Regions from separate parts of the Mus musculus genome. Here region 2 is linked to region 1. The links are chromatin contacts, found by Hi-C or POLR2A ChIA-PET in ENCODE. All regions are on one chromosome and are shown on one strand. Each heading gives the region's core, a stretch centred on a gene start or an enhancer-like site at or near the end of the contact. The rest is flanking DNA. Distances are from core to core; before and after follow the strand shown.

Region 1 (4,899 bases), core at 1,384-3,883:
ACTTCCTGTTCTTCTTTCTGTAGTCCTGGATATTGGATCAAGTGCTGAAACACTGAGCCATATTCTCAGCTTCTTTCTCACTCATTGTTATGAGACAGCGTCTTGCTAGGTTCCCTGACTTGGATTCATTCTGCAGCGCAAGCAGGCCCTGGGCTTCCAATCTGACTGCTTCAGGCTCAGAGGTAGCTTGATTACAGGCTTGTGCTACCAGGCCCACCTCAGATGTTAACTCTACTTCTAGATTTTGAATAATCTATTTCCCAAAATAGCAATGATAATTTATAGTTTTATTAAGAATGTGGGAAGCTTTTCTCTCCATATCCTCACAGCATGCTTTTGGCTTTTTGATGACAGCCATCCTAACTGAGTTGAACTGATACCTTAGTATAGGGTTTTACAATTTTTATTTATTGAAAACAATTATGTGTAGGGTTGTTTGGTCTGCATGTATATCTGTGCACCATATGTGTGCATAGTGCCTGCAGAGGCCATAAGATGGTATCAGATCCTCTGGAATGGAAGTTACAGTTGGTTGTGAGCTCCCTTGTAGGTGGTGGGAACGGATCCAGCGACCTCTGGAAGAGCAGCAAGTGCTCTTAACCACCGAGCCTTGCCTTCAGCCTCTTCATTATGGTTTTGATTTGTATTTCTTTAATTAGTGTTGTTGAGCATAAATAAAAACCTTGGAAAAAATACACACACATGAACACATTCATTTATCCTATCGAGAAATGTCTATTTGCTTACTCACATATTTATGCATTTACTGATTTTTAGTGTGAGCTGGGATTTGGATCCAGGGCCTTGCACACATGTAAGGCAGATTGATGTTGTCACGGACTGAACTACTTTACGGGCCCCTTGGCTATTCTTTAATTGGAATATTTAGTGTTGATTTTGGGGGAGGTGACGATTCTTATATCTTAAAAGTGAATCCTTCATGGGTTGCACAGGATACAAGTGCATCCTCCCTTCTGGAGGCTGGGACCTCTGTTGTTTCTGTTGCTTGTTTAAATGCCAACTCTAGATTTAATATAACCCTATGTGTCTTTTCCTTTTCTTTGCCATGCTTTTGGAGTCTTATCAAAATCATCATTTAGACCAATGTCCTGAAGTGTTTCTTTTGAAAAAAATAATCTTTATTTATATTTCCTTTAGGTGTATGCATGTTTTGCCTGCCACTGTATCTGTGTACCGGATCTGCAATGCCCACAGAAGACAGAAAAAGACCTCAGCTCCCCTGGAACTGGAGTTACAGACAGCTGTGAGCTACCACATGGCTACTGGGTATTAAGTCCAGGTCCTCCTTCCTACTTGAGACTCTGAGAAGGCTTTGCTCTGCGTAGGATAGAGGAAAAAAAGAAACCCGTGCTAACGTAACTTATCAAGAATTTGTAAGACAAAAGTTCAATCCACAGCTCACACACATATACTCAACCATCTGGTTTTTCCACAAGGCAGCAAGAACGGCCACTGGATAAAGGACCTTGTCTTCTATGAATGGTGCTGGGGAACTGAATATGCATAGGCTAGATAAACTAGAACCACATCTCTTGTATACAAAGGTCAACTCAAAATGGACGAAGACTTAAATTCAGCCTTGAAACTATTGGGGAAAAGCTGGAAGGGAGCCCTGGAAAGGTGGCCCGGCAGTTAGGAGCTGAGAGTAAAGAAAGGTTTTGATTGATTCTCAGGTTGCTTGATTCTAAAAGTAGATTGCGGTATTGATTTTCAAGGTCCAGGGAAGCAACGTGGAGCGCCTTTTTGTTCTCTTCTTTTCCTTTGATGATTTAACTTGAAGTGACGTTAGCACGGATTTCTTTTTTCCTCTCTCTCTTGTTCTGTAACTTAGGACACTCCAAGGTTTTTTGTTTTTGTTTTTTTCCAAGTAGGAAAACTGATCACTAACCTTTTTTTGAGGGCCACCTATAGCTTCTTATTAGATCGTTGGATTCTAATCATAGGCTCTATACTAATTTTTAAAGTATCTTGTTTTCTCTTCACTTTGCAGATGTCTCTGATACTTTGTTAACCAGCTCACTCAGGTAGCTGTTGTGTTCCATTTGCTCAAGTTTTATTTAGCATCTTTGCTAAAAAAAAAAAAAAAAAAAAAAAGAACTTGTTTGGTGCCAACTGCTTATTTTTCTCGTTTGTGGGTGTCTTTAGTAGATTTTGGTATCTGGATTATTTGGTAGCTTCCCAAAACAAATTGAGAAAGCTCTGTTGATTTACTTTTAATACTCCAAAGCTTTAATAAATCGAGGATTCATTTAACTAGGGGTCGCTTGTGGGATCTGGAGCGCTGGCCAAGCTGTCACGTGTTAGGAACTTAATTCACTGACCACATTAGTTCACAGCAACTCAAAAACATTCTGAGGGAAGTTCCAGCCTGTTTATTGTGTATGTACACCCCCAGTAACTAAGTTTTTAAAAAAGACTCTTAAGTTTCCTTCCTTTCCCAGAGCAGCAAGGGGAAACTGGATCCGCTGCCACGTAGGAGTCTCCATATCGTCTCTTGGGATCCGCAGTGCTCAGGCGCGGGGCCTGGCAGTCAGAGCGATCCTCTCCCGGCTTCTGGAGGCGGGGAAGGCAGAGGAATTCCCAGGCCGGTGGACGCCCCTCGGGCTGGGCGCGGCTCCTCCCCTCGGCCCGGCACGGGGCGGACGCGGGCGGCGGGGGGCGGGCGCTGCGGCCCGGGGCTAGCCGGGAGACCTTTCCACGTTTGCATCGCCGCGGCGCGCCCAGCCTTGCCCCTCGCCTCCCCGGAGTCCAGGCCGCGCGATGGCATTAGGGGCCCGGGGCTGGCGGCGCCGGTCGCTGCTCCTGCTGCTGCTCTGGGTGACCGGGCAGGCAGCCCCGGTGTTGGGCCTGGCTGTGAGCTCGGAACTTCAGATCCAGCAGAGCTTCGTGCCTGATGAGTGTCCGCGCACGGTGCACAGTGGCGACTTCGTGCGCTACCACTACGTGGGGACTTTCCTCGACGGCCAGAAGTTCGACTCCAGGTACCCCGTGCCCCCACACTCCCCAAGGACCTCCACCAGCCCGCCCCCACCCCCTCCGCCGCCCTCCCCATGCGTTTGGAGGTGTGCTGAGCCTTCAGCCATAGTTGGGACCTTAAGATTGCGGACAGGACAATTCCTCTTTTCCTCTCTGCCCCGCACAGCGGAACACGTTTTTCAGACATGTAAAATGGCCACTCAGCGAGACCTCCAAGAGTGGGTGATGCTCGCCCGCCTTCTTGGTGGTCCGTCTTGACTGGTCTCTGGGTTTCATCCCTGGATTGTCTAGACAACCCAACCTTAGCATTGACTAGTGGGAGGAGGAGGTAGGTGTCCCATAATTGCAGTCACTGTACTGAACTGTTGAGGTGTTAGGCAACGGTATATATATATATATGCACGAGCTCATTTAAATCTTTGGGGAGTTACAAGAAGAAACTTTTTTTTTTTTTTTTTTTTTTTTTTTTTTTTTTTACCAATTAAGTAACCAAGACCAGTGAGACCTGTGCAAATATTGGATTCAGGCTGTGGGAATTCAAATGCTGTGCCTGTGTGCAACTCCTGTGCCCTCCCCTTCTGGCTTTACAAAAACTGTGGGAGAGATGGCCTGGGCTTGCTCATGTAACTTAAGTTTTCAGCTCATTTCAGCCTTGCCCCTTTCTTCAGGCTGCTGTTTCTAACCCTGGGCTGTGTCCTTGTGGTGAAGCACTCCATTAGACAGGGAACTGTTGTGCCTGAATGGGCTTATTATGTACAATATAAGCAGCCACACATGAGTATGTAAAAACATTTAAGGTTGTCAGTACTATGTGGCACAAAGCAAAGGCTTAGATATGGTTAGTCCTCCTTAGTGGTAATTATTTTGGGGGGTGCACAGGGAGATTGAACCCAGGACTGTACATTCTAGGCAAGCTCTGTATTTTTGAGCTATATCCTCAGTCCTAGTCATACCATTGTTTCAGTTGTAGTTTTTATACCAACCCACCTTAATTGAGGTATTCCCCTGCTATGTAGTTCTCCTAGAATGTATAGGGCTCATGAGATGGCTCTGTGGTTAAGGCACTCGCTGACAAGCTTGATCATCTAGTCAGTCCCTGGTACTCTCATCGCCAAAGGAGAAAAATGACTCCCACAAATTGTACTCTAATCTCCACATGAATGTCATGGCACACTCTCCATAAAAAATATGCAAAAAACCTCTGAAAATATAGATTATAAGGTTGATTTTTAAAAATATTTCATTTCTTTTGGCTATATACCCAGGACTGGAACTGTTGAATCAAATGGGACTTAAGTCTAAGTTTTTGAGGCCCAGAATCTCAAAAGTAACTCCCAGTTGTCTTGTGTAATTCACCTTTCACTCCCTCCCTCAGTGTCCCTAGTTCTTCATGTTCTTTTTAAAAATTATATTTTCTGGATGTGGTGATACACACCTTTAGTCCCAGCATTTGAGAGGCAGAGGCAGGCAGGTCTCTGTGAGTTCGAGGCCAGCCTGGTCTACATAATGTGTTTCAGGATTGCCAGAGCTGCATAGTAAGCCTCTGAGCCCTCATCAAGGCTTTGATCTTTATATCCGTAATGAGGTTGAACATCTGTTCGTGCGCTCATTAGTTATTTGGTTTGTTACTTTCATATAAAGTGCTTTTTTGCTTGAACTGATGGTAACTAATAATTTCCACAGGGACAAGTTCTCCTCTCTAGGGGTGGCTACTAGGACAGTGGGAAGAGCACCTTGGTACAACCATAGCATTTATACACTGTCTACCCTTAAGAGTTCTAGTGTTACACGATTCTGAGACTGTCATTTAGCACAGGCAAGTAACTACAAAATGTCGAGACAGGCACAAGAAGAACAGCAGAGCTGGCTCTCTCTCACAAGAGGCCATACCTAGTTTTACCC
Region 2 (4,899 bases), core at 1,501-4,000, 92 kb after region 1:
CCATATTGTTCTAAAATAAAACTCTTAGAGAAAGGGTTTGATTATGACAAATTAATCAGTAATCTTAAGAGACTGTAGATGCGATAAAGAGAAATCTGGAGCTGATTGTGGTGGCACATGGCTGCCATCCTAACACAGGAAGGATGGCGAATTCAAGGCATGGACACAGGATTCAGAAAGATGTAGCTATTCCTGGATACTTTGTGGGCTCTTCTCTTTTTCACCCTTCTCCATCCTTTTTCTTCTACCCTTACTCCCTAACATCAGATAAGAGAGAAAAAAAGGATAGAGAGGAAAGGAAAGAGATCCCAGAATGAAGTCAGGGGCCAGAAGGGGGACAAGTTATCCTTAGACTGCATCCTGTTGATTAGGGGTGTTGAGTTCCTAGGGGCAAGTTTGATCTTCACCATCAGGATATCTAATTTCTTCTTCTCGCCAAATATTTAACAAACAGCGACCCACAGCAACCAACAGCCAATCAACAACAACCTAACAACAACCCACCCTGCCTCTCTGGGCCTTCACATTTATATACCCTCTGAAAAGTCCCCAGAATTCCAGAAGTCACTCCATCACAGAAACAATCTGCAGCTGAAAAAAGCGCACCCCTACTAGAGCCTGCGGCAAACCACAGTCAGCTGCCGTGGACACTCTGAACCAGACCCATAGCTCACACTTGGGTTTACAATGAAAACATATTTTTATAGTATTTCTATGTTTTTTAAAGAAGCCAGAACTCCAGATTTCTCACTACAGAAAGACCTTGCCTTAAAAGGGGATGGGCTAGGAGGGCACTGACGAAGCAGGTATGGTTGTCTAGCAGGTGTAAAGCCCTGGGGTCTATACCAGTATAGACCATGTGTGTAAGTACGGGTAGACGTTAAAACAGATTCAGGGAGTACACACCAGGATAATTAAATTGTAAAGTGCCAGCCAACTTCACTAAATGGCTTGTCTTATCTCTCTGAATACTTCTAGTGTACCTTTTGATTGGTTTTCTCTGGGAATCTAGTTTGCCACATTACTGGACATTTCCACTATGGCATGCATAGCTCACTAGCAAATCCCTAATGCCTTTCAATTAAAAATGTCCTGATGGCCAGGGTAACTCAGGAATGTAATCTTGCACTGAGATGGCTGAGGCAAGAGAAACACCATCACCCAGAACGCAACTGGTGTCATTTTTTCCTAGCCTACCTTGGTTAGGTAGTTATATACCATCTGTGATCAGAACAGCAATGTTCAGTGGGTATCCTTGGGTTTGTACACATTCTATGAAGGAAGAGGGTGGAGACAGGTACAGAGGACTCCCCAAACATGACTTATAAAGAGAGAGAACAAGGGCCGGAATATATATTTCAGGTCATCCAAATATTTCTCCCATCTAAAGGAACAATCAGCTAAAACTATAAAAGTAAAAATATTAAACTCTTTTACATCTTCTACTGAAAAACTATTAGGGGGTCTGACGCATAGTTTAAAACAATGCATATAAAGACTGACTTGTACAGTACAAACAAAAAATATTTGGCATTATTGGTCCCTTAGTACTTTATACAATGAAAGTAAAACTCTTCCTTAAGATTTCGTGGAAAAATCAGCCCACTGTTTAAGTACATAGAGAAAGACAGCGAAATCAGCTTTTTCCCACTGATGGAAAATTATAAAATTTGAGTATGGAACAAAATAAAGCCATGTAAATTCGCTAGACAGGGAGGGAGGCAAAACTTCTCACACAAAATGTTTGCAACCAGAGGTATATAAAGAAAATAACCCAGGAATAAAGGAATTCACTTAAAATATTAGTTTCAATAGAAATAGTTTCTCAACTTTATATTTTAGTTCTGGATGCTCACTTGTACTCCAGTAAGTAAGTCACACTCACCATGCATGCTCAAGTCAGATGGAACAACAGTAACATCAAAACAACCCTAAATGAAACAGACATTCTGGGATCAACAAATCGCCTTAAAACAAACCTCAAATGGAATTCTTGAGACAAACAATTTAAACGAGACTGCAATTAACTCTTAAAAGTACATTTCTAGGATTTAGGAAAGAGTTTTGGGGGACTGACACATGAATACTTCTTGGAACATAAAACAAGGAAGAACATTCAAATAATCGAGCTGTTTCAATATTGGCATTTCTAAAAAAACACTGAAAATGCTCTTTTCATAACGTAAGCCAAGGCAGCCCCGATGATGTAAAACAAACAAACAAACCAACCAACCAACCAACCAACCAACCGACTCCTGGACAAGAGACTATCGGATTAGCTGCACGTCTTGGAGGCGGTTGCCAACTGGAGATTAGCTCTGGAGAAACGGGTTTTGCAGCAAGAGGTAGTTATCTCCGAGCATCTATTCTCTCCACTCTTTGAAACAAACGCTGTCAAGCATCAGCACGCGTGCAGGCTGCCCTCGCAGGGCCGCGGCCGGCCCACGCCACTTGGGCTGCTCGCGCGCGAGCCGATGCTCCCGCACTCACCATTTCGATGATCTTGGTCTTGCGGCCCGTTTTTCTCTTCAAGGTGAATATGTACTGGGCCAGCACCACGCCTGCTACCACCGCGCACACACTGGCGCTCGCCACCGCGCCCACTCGCGCCACGGCCGCGCGGTCCATTGACAGGCCCGCGTGCTCTCGGCGCGGAAGCCCGGGATCCGCGGGTACGAGCCCAGGGGCGCGGCCGCAAGCCGCACACTTCCCCGGAGCCCCGCCCCGCGCGGGGGAAACCGAGGAGGCCCCGCCCAGAAGAGGTGAGGGGCGGGGACGACGGGGCGGAGACTAAGAGGTCCGCGTCCGGAATCCCGCCCTTATAGTGGGGGCGGGACTTCCTCTGACCCTGACTTCAGGAAACGCCGCAAGGACCCGGAAGGAAACAACTGTAATTAGCTACTAAATGCAAGTAGTGCATCTGTAACCCAGAATCCTGGTGACCCGGATGCTATGCTGTGCCTATAGTCCACAGTAAGATCGCACCAGAAACATCGAGAAAACAAAGTCTTGCCCCAGTGTGAGAAAATTCACCCGCCACCCACTCAGAAACTGTGCCTCGTCCTAGCCTTCATGGACTACGACACCCAGCAGGCTCAGCGGCGCTGCGTCTGACCTGCGCAGTAGCATCCTGGGTTGGAAGGCCTAGATATAGTCGTTTTTGGGAGATCTGTCAGCTGTTGGGCTTTTCAGTCACAGTCTACCTACAACTTTAGCTTACTTTCCTTAGGAGCGTGTGCAGAGAAACTTAACGTTGTTCTCTCTTGCTTAGTATATTTCAAGGGATTCATGTAGTTTACTCTGCTTCTCGCTGAGTGGGTGGGGTGTGATGAGGTGCAAGAGAGAATCTCAGGAGAGTCGCCCCCGATTCTGTGAGGTTTGGGCTGCTGCTTGGCGAGACTGTCTCTCTCTGCCTGATATATGCAACCGAAGGAAGTTAAGAATGAAAAGCCGTGGGAGAGAAAGAATTATTTTTCTGTTTTAGGTTTTTATTAGCTGGTCTAAAGCAAATTGACATAGACATTATCTTGAGTAGAACAATTCATTGTGCAAACAGAAGTTCCACAGAAATATGAGACTCAAGCTGGTCATGATGGAGCATGCTTCTGATTCCTGCATGTAGGATCCTCAGGCAGGAGGATTGCTCGGAGTACAGTGGCTGATTAACCAGGGCCATGGGTCAAAGCCTTAACGAAATGGCCAAAAATTGAGGCTGAAATATACCACCTAAATTACTGAAAGGAATATGTATTATATTTGACATTCTTGAGCAAGTTGGAGTCTGCAGGAGGGGAAATGTATGGTGACTAAAGGTTGCCTTGTGCAGATGAAAATCTTTCCAGGGGATAAAGGTGTGAGCTCAGCGATAGGGTGCCTATTACCAACCCTCAAGTTCAACAATTCTGTTTGGAGAAGCTCTTGACCTGATACATTTACTAATGACAATCTCAACAATCTCTGTCTCTGTCTCTCTCTGTTTCTGTCTCTCTCTCTCTGTTTAAATGTGTATTTCTTCTACACTAGAGATGTTTAAAATTATAAGGAATTTGTATTAATTTTCTGTGGCTGTGATAAAACACCATGACCAAGACCCCTTATAGAAGAAAGAAAGAATTTACAAGAATCCATAATGGTGGGGTCAGCATGGCAGCAGGTGGCAGCAGGCTGCTGGCATGGTAACAGAGGTACATCTTTCATCTCAACTATAAGCACAAAGTACAGAGAGCAAACGAAGTGGGACAGTCTTCAAACCCTTAAAGCAAAGCTCCAGAGACATGCTTCCTCGAAGAAGGCTGCACCTCTAAAGCTCCTGAAACAGCACCACCAACTGGAGATCATATGCTCAAATGTATGAGCCTAGGGGGGGCATTCTCACACAAACGACTATCGAATTTAAGGGAAATTCTTCAAAGAGCTTTCCCTGCTTTGAATAGTTCTCAGCATCTTTCAGATCAAAATAATTGTTGTACCAAAGTAGCCTGTTTCCCTATGGCATAGTCTGATCTCCTTTAATCATACTTTGAGGTGATATGGCTTGATTGTCATCATAATTAAAGCTAAGGATTGTTTTTCTCTGTGTCATATGTTCTCTGTCCTATCCCTGGGGCCCTTGCAAAGCACTCTAAAAATGTACCTATATATCTATATCTATAGCTTTCCTATGGGGTTGCCCTCCTCTTCAGCTTCTTCTAGCCTTTCTCTAATTCAACCACAGGAGTTTCAGACTTCAGTGCAATGTTTGGGTGTAAGTATCTGCATCTGTCTTGGTCAGCTGCTGGTTGGGCTTCTCAGAGGACAGCTATGCACACCATAGCATCAGTTATAGTGTCAGGTCTTGGAGCCTCCCCTTGAGATGGATCCCAATTTGGGCCAGTCACTGGACCTCCTTTCTACCTTTAT

The links. A loop is a pair of places that touch in the nucleus more often than their neighbours do. ChIA-PET counts read pairs that join two places held with the same protein, here RNA polymerase II (POLR2A).
Region 2: a loop to region 1 is called in a map of heart, with 3 times the contacts of the local background. The contact joins the promoter of Nt5c3 here to the promoter of Fkbp9 in region 1. A Hi-C loop is called at or near these places in 2 of 37 maps with a recorded cell type or tissue (both heart). POLR2A ChIA-PET finds 5 or more read pairs at or near these places in 3 of 5 experiments (Patski and embryonic stem cell).

Annotation. Positions count from the first base shown.
Region 1 is chr6:56,829,426-56,834,324 of GRCm38, forward strand. Fkbp9 (FK506 binding protein 9) reads left to right here and starts at 2,634. Exons shown (of 10, transcript NM_012056.2): 1 at 2,634-3,002. The coding sequence starts at 2,782.
Region 2 is chr6:56,921,182-56,926,080 of GRCm38, forward strand. Nt5c3 (5'-nucleotidase, cytosolic III) reads right to left here and starts at 2,751. Exons shown (of 9, transcript NM_026004.3): 1 at 2,491-2,751. The coding sequence starts at 2,628. It also overlaps a transcript of Vmn1r4 not described here.